Linked DNA regions of Homo sapiens: region 1 is linked to region 2. Evidence: read pairs that join two places in POLR2A ChIA-PET (ENCODE). Cell type or tissue: A673. All regions are shown on one strand.

Region 1 (5,000 bases), 280 kb before region 2:
AACTTTTTGCTGTGTCTTCATGTGGCCTTTGATCAGTGCATGTAGGTGGCTGGAGAGATAGATATTGCTCTCTTCTTCTTACAAGGCCACCAATTCTATCAGATTAAGACCCTATCCTTATGACCTCATTAACCTTAATTACCTCCTAAAAGCTTAAATACAGTCATATTTGAGGTTAGGGTTTCAGCATAAAAATTTGGGGGAACACTATTTGATCCATAGTGGTCACCTACCTCATATTTAACCCCTGACTGCATCTTACCTTTCTTTGCTACAAAATACATTTTCACTACTTATTAAAGAAAATGACAATGGAATTGCCAGGTCCTAAGGGAAGGATGACTTTGAGTACAGAGATACTAGAGGTAGAGTGACAGCTATGAAGCTACATCAGTGATAGGTTAGGTACTGATTTAGACTAAGATCATGATTTAGACTAGGATAGATGCAGGCCAAAGAAAAAAAAATTACAAGTCAGAGAGATTTTACACAAAAAAACTATATTTGACTTCATGAGTGTAAAGCAAAAAAATGTGTAGACTTCAGCCCTGACCTGAAACATATGATGGAATTTAGTTTTTTACAAAAATCTCACAAGTCATTGGAATCAATTCTGAAAGTTTTTCAAAACATTTCTGTAACTTATCGATTCACATTTCATAATTTCTTAGGATAGATTCCAGGAATCTGTATGAAAAGCCACTGGACAATTTGGATAATAATCCAAATTTGGAAAGCACTGTTCAAATTAACAATGACTAAAGAATTTCCCATAGTTTAATATTTACTAAAATATATTCAGCAACAGTTGAATGGAAGGAAATAAATTTGAATTTCCAGTTAAAAAATACATTCTAATATTTGATAGTGCAGTAAGGAAATCAGAGTTAGCAATAATTTATTGTGTATTTCAAATAGCTAGAAGAGAAGAATTATAATGCTCTAATACAAAAAAAAGGTAAATGTTTAAGGTTATAGATTTCCCAATTACCCTGATTTGTTGATTACACACTGTATACAGGTATCAAAATATCATATGTACCACTAAAATATGTACAAGTATTATATATCGATTAAAAATAAAAATAAGGTGAACATGAACATAAATAGTTCTAGTCATTCCTAGATATTTTTGGATATTCTTCAGTTTCTAAGAATCTCATTTTAAGAGAAATTTTCAGATATCTTAATTTTTTCTGGTAGAACCTATTTTTCAACAGTATAAGCAAAACATCTTACAGGAATTTATATCTTTGTGCTTTATTTCCACTTGTAAAAGCAGCTTTATAAATGCTATTTAATTTGCTACTCACAGCCTGGAAATTAATAGCCAAAGTCTTTGAGCATTTATGCATAACCACGTACTATGCTGAACACTTTGAATATATCACCACATTGAATCCTTCCAACGACCCAATAAATAGATACAATCAATGTCTCGCTATTAGACCAGTAGGTTCAACCCCTGAGGCTTACAGAAACCAACAAATTGTCCAAGTTGACAAAATTGATAAGTAGTGAAGTCAAGTCTCAAGCACACAGAATTGGGCCATCAACTGAGGCTTTTACCATTATATCAGTTATATATCCCACTTTAATTAAAGACACAGTCAACATGTGTCACTTATGTTGCAGTTTGAGGACAATGGGAGCAATAAGCTAAAGCCATTGACATATATTTATAGAAAACCAGTGTACTTTTCACACTTCCATATTTTAAAATATGTAGTTCTTTCTCCCCAAAATATCTATTTTGGTAAGGTGGATGTGATGAAACCCAAATCATGCTTCAGATAGCCATCAAAACAGGGTAGAGTGTTCATGCCTTTCTAGAATGAAGATGATTTACTGGGTGTCCATTAATAGCTTCCTCCAAGAGAGTGAAGAATCTACAATTGCCCCAGTATGTTCCAAATTTGGGGACTGGAGAGATGAGGCTGTCAGTCAATGTAATAAGGGCCTTGTTCTGCAAATGCCCCTGAAGTTAACTAAAGTCTAGATGACAGCACCATTACTGAGGGCTCTGAGACCTCAACAGTCTATACTTGCATGAGTTCTCTGGCATTATACAACATAACTACTCATAGGCCTCCTACCCCTAGTCTTTCTCTTCCAAAAGCTTTGGACTTGGTTTAGCTAAGCCTACTATTTTGTTCATAGGGGAAATAAAGAGTTCTTTGTATTGTTATTAGAGACAAAAAAAAAAAAAAAACAAAAAGAGAGAAAGCTGGACATTAGCCTTGGCCCCAGAGTCTGTCTGTACTCTAATGCAAGTTCTTGTTAATAGGCACTTGTGATTTTTTGGTTTTTCCCATATCCTATGTAGAAATAATTCTTCTTTCATACAAATACCTATTAAAAAGCAGGATACACAGAGTGTCACCTAGTCACCAAGAAATGTATTTGTGAGGCCCTTGAACTATAATAATAAATAACATTTATCAGATTATTTGCCAGGCACTGCTTCTTGTAGGCATTTTTCTTGTACTATGTTATTTTACTCTCATTACAACCCAACAAGATTAACATTACTTGTAACTCCACTGCACAGATACAGAAACAGGCCCAGAGTTATTATAATAGTTAAGTAATAAAGCCATGATTAAAACCAGGAAATGTGTTACTAGAACCGGTCTTCTTAACCACTCACCTATACTTATCCTCTCCAGACTCTGGGCTGTGTTTCAACTCACTTTAGCAGGCTGCTAACATCAAATGTTTAAATATATTGAGCTACCTCTGAAAGGGGTGTTCCCTGCCAAATACTGTCTGTAAGCAGTTTTCAGACTACCCTAAAGTGAAGTAGATTAATACAGGTAAGGATGTGAGAGAGATATAATCAATCTCTATCAACTTCACATATGAACCCCTAATAGATGAGAAAACTTGATGTTACTCTGTAGAACATCTGTGCTCTTTGTATATCCTTAAAATGCCCTTTCATTATTAATGCTCTGATGTGCCTCCACTTGTTTTCCCAATTCCATCAAATAGCTAATCACTATGGTTTTAACTTATTTTAAACAATTTAAAGGCAACGATGTTCTGGAAAAAAAAAAAAAAAAACACATAGAGTCAAGTCAATAAAAGCAATAGAACAAAATCACCATTCCCCAAACAATGCTCTAGGGGACTACTTCAGTTTCTATTTTATTGGAAACAATGATCAAGTGAAAATCATTCCTTAATACACTGAAAGTCTACCTATGTGTGTGCAATTTCCAATTCTATCTGGCTCTGTTCCTTAAAACATGGGTGCTTATGAATGAAGACAAAGCCCTCAAGGCTAGTAAAAGGCACAGCAAATAAACTGCTTTTTCTATCATTTCCACCTTTAGGAGAAGACTAAGTCCCATATATAGCAGGACACAGTCAAATGGGATATTATTTTCTTAAATAAATCATAGTTCTAGTCATTCCTAGATATTTTCAGAAATTAAATGTGTGGTGTGATAAAATAAACATATAACTCTATTCTAAATTTCTTTACTTTATTGAGAACTCTTAATGGGTTAGGATCTAAATTTGTTTGCTTGAGACAGGGTCTTGCTCTGTTGCCGAATCTGGAGTGCAGTGGTGTGATCATGGCTCACTGCAGCCTCGACCACTGGGATCAAGTGATCCTCCCACCTCAGCCTCCTGGGTAACTGGGACTACAGGCTTGTGCTACCATGCCATGCTAATCTTTTGTATTTGTAGAGACAGAGTTTCGCCATGTTGCCCAGACTGGTCTTGAACTCCTGGGCTCAAGTGATCTGCCCTCCTCAGCCTCCCAAAGTGCTGCGATTACAGGCATGAGCCACCAGGCCTGCCCATGTATTTTGTATATTATCTAAACAATGGCTCATAGTAGATGGTCAACACATTCTTTTAATGAAGGAATTGAACTTTCTTAGTCTCCATATGCTTTCCTACAGTATTATCTGGTAAAGATGCATTGAACACTTATTTTACGCCAGGCACTGATATCACATTTATTATTAAGTCCCTTATGTGCTACTCATAAAAGAGTTAATGATACAACTTTAAAAAATACATTTTATTGTGTATATTTAGTGTATATTTAAGGTATACAACATGATCTTATAATATACACATAATAAATATGTAATATATAATAAAATAGTTACTATAGTAAAACAAATTCACATATACATCATCTCCCATAATTACCCATTTCCCTATCCCATGGCAAGAGCAGCTGCAATCTATTCATTAATCAAAAATTCTGAATACAATATACTATTACGGGCATACCTTGGAGATATTGTGGATTTGGTTCCATACCACCCACAATAAAGCAAATATTGAAATAAAGCTAGTCACACTATTTTTTTTTTTTTGGTTTCTCAGTGAATATAAAAGTTGTTTTCATAATATTGTAATCTATTAAGTGTGCATTAGCATTATGTCTACAAAAACAATATACATATTTTAACTAAAAAATGCTTTATTGTTAATGATCATCTGAACTTTCAATGAATTGTAATTTTTCCTTATGGAGAGAGTTGCCTCGATGTTGATAGCTGCTGACTGATCTGGGTGGTGATTGATGAAAGCTGGGGTGACTGTGGCAATTTCTTAAAATAAGACAATGAAGTTTGCTGCCTCTATTCATTGGTCTTTTCATAAGAGATTTCTCTGTAGCATGTGATGCTGTTTGTTGACATTTTATCCACAGTAGGACTTTTTTCAAAATTGGAGTCAATTCTCACAAAACCTGCTGCTACTTTACGAACTAAGTTGTTGTAACATGCTAAATCCTTTGTTGTCACTTTGACAATGTTTACATAATCTTTACCAGGAGTAGATTCCATCTCAAGAAACCACTTTCTTTGGTCATTCATAAAAAGCAACTCGTCATCCATTAAAGTTTTATCATGAGATTGCAGCAATTTAGTCAGGTCTTCAGGCTCCACTTCTAATTCTATATCTCTTGCTATTTCCACCACATCTGCAGTTACTTCCTCCACTGAAGTCTTAAACTCCTCAAAGTCATC
Region 2 (5,000 bases):
GAAAAGGTAGAGAGAGACTAGCTGCCAATAAGCCAAAGCATTCATTGCTTGCAAAGTAGAAGCAAATGTTGCTCACATCAGAGCATATGAAGCAAGGCCTCCTATTTCAGTGTGTGTTGGTATCCATACATTTCTTTAAAGAAAAGGTCAATTTATACTCGGTTATATTTGATTATTAAAGGCTAAGATGCTGCATTTGACTGTGAATCTGGAAAACCCTCAATCCAAGAAATTCTCAAGAAAGGTAATCTCAGATTCCCAGGAGCTCAGGTTTCAAAATTCATCAGAAAGAAAGTACTAGTGGAGGACTGCTTGGAGAATATGCTACCTCTTGATGACACTGGGTTCTCTAAAATCTATCCTTCCATTGAGTCAGACCATCTGAGAAACAAACTTGTCCAATCTATCCCTCCTACCTGCTCACCATAGAATTGCTTTTACGGAATCAGAGTTTGCTGCAATGCTATAAATATACACTGATGATACTTACATACAGCATAGCCACATGTTCTGGGGTGCCTGGGAAAATCCTAGTTTATGCCTATTGTCCCAACATAATGACTGATGATAAATGCTTTTCCAAGAACCATTTTTCTCTTAATGAAGGCAACTTAAACAATTCAACCATTTTTTAAAAAAAATCATAGGGAAAAGGAAACAAACAAACAAACACGATTTAGTGGACCCTCTTATTTTTCCTAAATCAAGTGGGAAGAAAGAGAAGCATTCTCAACCAATGGATTTTCACCATTCTAGAGCAGGTATGGCAAATACTGACACTGAAAAAGGAAAATTAGTTAACGTCTTTCTGCTTCTTGGTCACCAAGGAAAGTGGATCTTGACTTGAATCACAAGTGGCACAGTGTTTCTGTGATCAGGGTTCAGCAAATAGATGGCAGTTGTATGACCTGATACATGCTTGCTCTCTTGCCTCAGGTTGCCCTGGAGAAATGACCAAAAGGCCATAGGTCCCTCACTTTTTGAGGACCACGTTTCACTGCAAGCAGCCAAGCATCTAGCACCCAGAAAGATTAGATAAAAACAACTCACCAATCCTTTTCAAATATATCACTTCCCTTTAAAGTACAGCTATTTGTTCCAGGATTCAACTAGCGACACAATATTCTAGTTATAGCATTTCACTATATTTTTAATATACCCAAATTTTAACTAATTTATGGGACACCAAAATGATCAAGTGGAGAGTACAACATTTGTTTTGGAGGAACCAGACTCTAAAATATTATCATCTACATCCTTTTATTTTCTTTAGTTTACATTTATTATAGCTTGTTATTTTAAATCATTGTTGGAACAAGGCAGTTTATAAATAAAGAATAGAAAAGTACGAATGAAATAGTGAGATGGCATGATATTTCCCAGGGTTCCTCAAACCATACTGAGACCTTCCAAGGGAAGAATGATCCTTGTTTATTTAACAATCAACAAATAGCAATGTGCACTACGTTAGGAAAGATAACACTATATCACCCCCTGAATATTCTGTGTAGCTTTAGGTGGTCTTACTTATTTCCTTTCCTTCTCTAGTAGTAGAGTGCAGTTGCACACAATGAGCATCTCTCCGATATGCAGCTCTTTTAATGAACAGCTCATATATTTGCTCAAAAGATAGGCCTGGGGAAATATAAGGCAATGGAAGATTTTGTTCTGCCCACTAATTTATTTAAAAATCCTTTGGATTGAGTGGAAAGACAGTTTTAATGGTCTTTTTACATCCTACAAGAAATATAATAATCACCAGCTAACCCAAACATAACTTTTGAAGGAATCATAGCTAAAGAAGAAAATGGGAAGGTAGTGCTGTGGGTTAACTTGTGTCCTCCGTAAAGATAAACTGAAGTCCTAAACCCCAGTACCGATAAATGTGACCGTATTTAGAAATAGGGCCTTTACAGACATAAGTAGTTAAGATAGTATCATACTAGGTACAGTGAGCCCTATATCCAATGACTGACACCTTTATGGAAGGCCATGTGAAGACACAGAGACACAAAGACTCAGAGGAAAGAAGGCCACATAACAACTGAATTAGATATTAGGATGATAAAGCTACAGTTCAAAGAACAGCAAGAACTGCCAGTAATCGCCAGAAGCTGGAAAAGACACAAAAACATTCTTAAATAGAGTCCTTAGAGGGAGCAGGAGCCTGCTGACACCTTTGTTTCAGGTTTCTAGCCTCCAGAACTGTGAGAGAATACATTTCTGTCCTTTTAAACCATATATTTAGCAGTACTTGGTTACAGCAGCCCTAGGAGATTACAGTAAGGGAAAAACTCCCTTTGTTAGGATCCCCTTATCACTTCCTTTCCAACTTCTTAATCTCCAGGGTAATATGCATTTTAATGAGATTCTATATTTTAAGTTAAAAGATGACAGTATAGTTTGCTAGTGAACAGCGTGAGCTTTGGAGAAAGAAAGATCTGAATTTAAATCTGGCTTTACCATTTAATTAATGAAGCATCTGGGCCAAGTCACTTGATCGCTCTAATATTCAGTTTCATTATAATTAAAGTGGGAATAATTACAATGTCTACTTAGAAATGTGATCATATAAGTAAATAATGAGCATTGACCTTACACGGGATAAAAGGCACAGAAATCAAAGACATTAAAGTCATAAAAAAGAAGTTAAATTGTTTGCAGATGCCATGATATTACATATAGAAAACCCTAAAGATCACCAAAAAACTGTTGGAACTAAGAAAGGAATTCAATAACATTTCAGGATACAAAATCAACATATAAAAATCAGTTGTTTTCTATACACTAACAACAAACTATCTGAAATCTGTAAGATATTGAATAAAGAAATTGAAGACATAAATAAATGAAAAACTATTCTGTGGATTGGACTGGAAGAATTAATATTGTTACAATGTTCATACTACCCAAAGAGGTCTATATGCTTAATGCAATCCTTATCAAAATTCCAGTGACATTTTTCACAGAAATAGAAAAAACAATCTAAATTTGGATGGAACCATTACATAGCCCAAATAACCAAAGCAATTCTTAAGAAAGAACAAAAAAGCTGGAGGCATCACAGTCCCCGATTTTAAAATATATTACAAAGCTATTGTAATCAAAACATCACGGTACTGGCACAAACAGACACATATATTCATGGACAGGAATAGAGAGCCCAGAAATGAACCCATTCATATATGATTAATTACACTTTGACAAGACTGCCAAGAATACACAATGGGGAAAAGATAGTCTCTTCAATAAAGGGCGATGGGAAAACTGGATATCCATGTGTAAAAGAATGAAATTGCACACTTCTTATATACCATATTAAAAAACTAACTCGACATAGATTAAAGATTTAAATGTAAGACCAGAAGCCATAAAATTCCTAGAAGAAAATAGGGGAAAACTCCATGATATTGGTCTTGGCAATCACTTTTTGGATATGACACCAAAAGCATAGACAATAAAAGCAAAAATAAACAAGTGGGACTACATCAAATTAAAAAAAAAAAAATCTTCTGCATAGAAAAGAAAACAATCATCTGGACATGATGTCAAATGCCTGTAATTCCAGCACTTTGGGAGGCTGAGGCAGGAAGATGCCTTGAGCCCAGTAGTTTGAGACCAGCCTCACCAACATAGTGAGACCCCATCTCTGCATTTTTTTTAATTAGCTGGGCATGGTGATGCATGCCTGTAGTCACAGTTACTTGTGAGGCTGAGGTGGGAGGATTGCTTGAGCCTGGGAGGTTCAGGCTGCAGTGAGCTGTATTCATGCCAGTGCACTGCAGCCTGGGTGACAGAGCAAGGCCCTATCTCAACAAAAAAGAAAAAGAAATCAACAAAATGAAAAGGCAACCTACAGAGTGGGAAAAATATTTGCAAACCATGTATCTGACAAGGTATATGGAAATATATAAGGAATCCAAATAACTCAATATATATGACAATATAAAAATACAAATAAACCCGATTTAAAAATGAACAAAAAACCTTAATAGACATTTTTCTAAAGAAAACATACAAATGACCAACAGGTATATGAAAAAGGTGTTCAACATCGCAAATCATCAAGGAAATTCAAATCAAAACCATAGTGAGATATTGCCTCACTCTTGTTAGGATGGCTATTATCAAAAAGACAAGAGATAACAAGTGTTGGCCAGGGTATGGAGAAAGGAAACCCTTGTACACCATTAGTGGGAATGTAAGTTGGCACAGCCATTATGGAAAATAGTATAGAGGTTCCTCAAAAAATTAAAAATAGAATGATTATATTTTCCAGCAATATATACTTCTGGGGCTATATCTTGATAACTTGAAATCAGTATATAGAAGAGATATCTGCACCACATGTTGATTGCATCATTATTCAGAATAGTCAACGGCTACACATAATCGAAGTGTCCATTAATGGATGCCACATGTATCATGGAATATTTATCAGCCATAAAAATAAGGACATTCTGCCATTTGTTACATCATGGATAAACCTGGAGGATATTATGCTAAGCGAAATAAACCAGACAGAGAAAGAAAAATACTATATAATCTCGCTTATGTATGGAATCTAAAAAAGTAAAACTCATAGAAGCAGAGAGTAGAACAGTGGTTGTCAGGGGCTGAAGGGTGGAGGAAGTGGAGAGATATTGTTCATAGGGTACGAAATTTTTAAAATTATTGTTCAGTTTTGTTAAGGTATAATTGACAAATATAAATCATATATATGTATGAACAATGTAATTTTTTGATATATGTGTTGTGAAGTGTTTAAATCAACCTAATTAGCATATGCATCACTTCACGTACTTAATTGTTTGTGTGGAGAACATTTAAGATCTACTTGCTCAGCATGTTTCAGGTATATGATACATTACTATTAACTGTAGTCACCATCCGATCAGACTAAAACTTTGTAAAAAGGGTAATAACTTTTTGTTGTAAGACGAATTGTTGTGAGTACTAATGGATAGCATGGTGACTATAGTTAATAACACTGTATGGTA

Evidence for each region. Peaks named below come from ENCODE experiments on the same cell type or tissue, not always from the same donor. Only the 100,000 strongest peaks of a DNase experiment are listed, where the experiment ranks them.
Region 1: POLR2A ChIA-PET joins it to region 2 with 6 read pairs; 2 of 35 experiments call an interaction of 5 or more read pairs at or near these places.

The regions. Positions count from the first base shown.
Region 1 is chr10:105,866,487-105,871,486 of GRCh38, forward strand. No RefSeq gene overlaps it. Among named protein-coding and RNA genes, the nearest start is that of LINC02627, 49 kb to the left of the region's middle. In A673, no CTCF peak of the experiment used is centred here; no DNase peak of the experiment used is centred here.
Region 2 is chr10:106,148,016-106,153,015 of GRCh38, forward strand. The region is part of intron 1 of LINC02624 (long intergenic non-protein coding RNA 2624); the gene reads left to right. Among named protein-coding and RNA genes, the nearest start is that of LINC02624, 10 kb to the left of the region's middle. In A673, no CTCF peak of the experiment used is centred here; a DNase peak (open chromatin) is centred at 2,336; H3K27ac peaks cover 1,073 bases.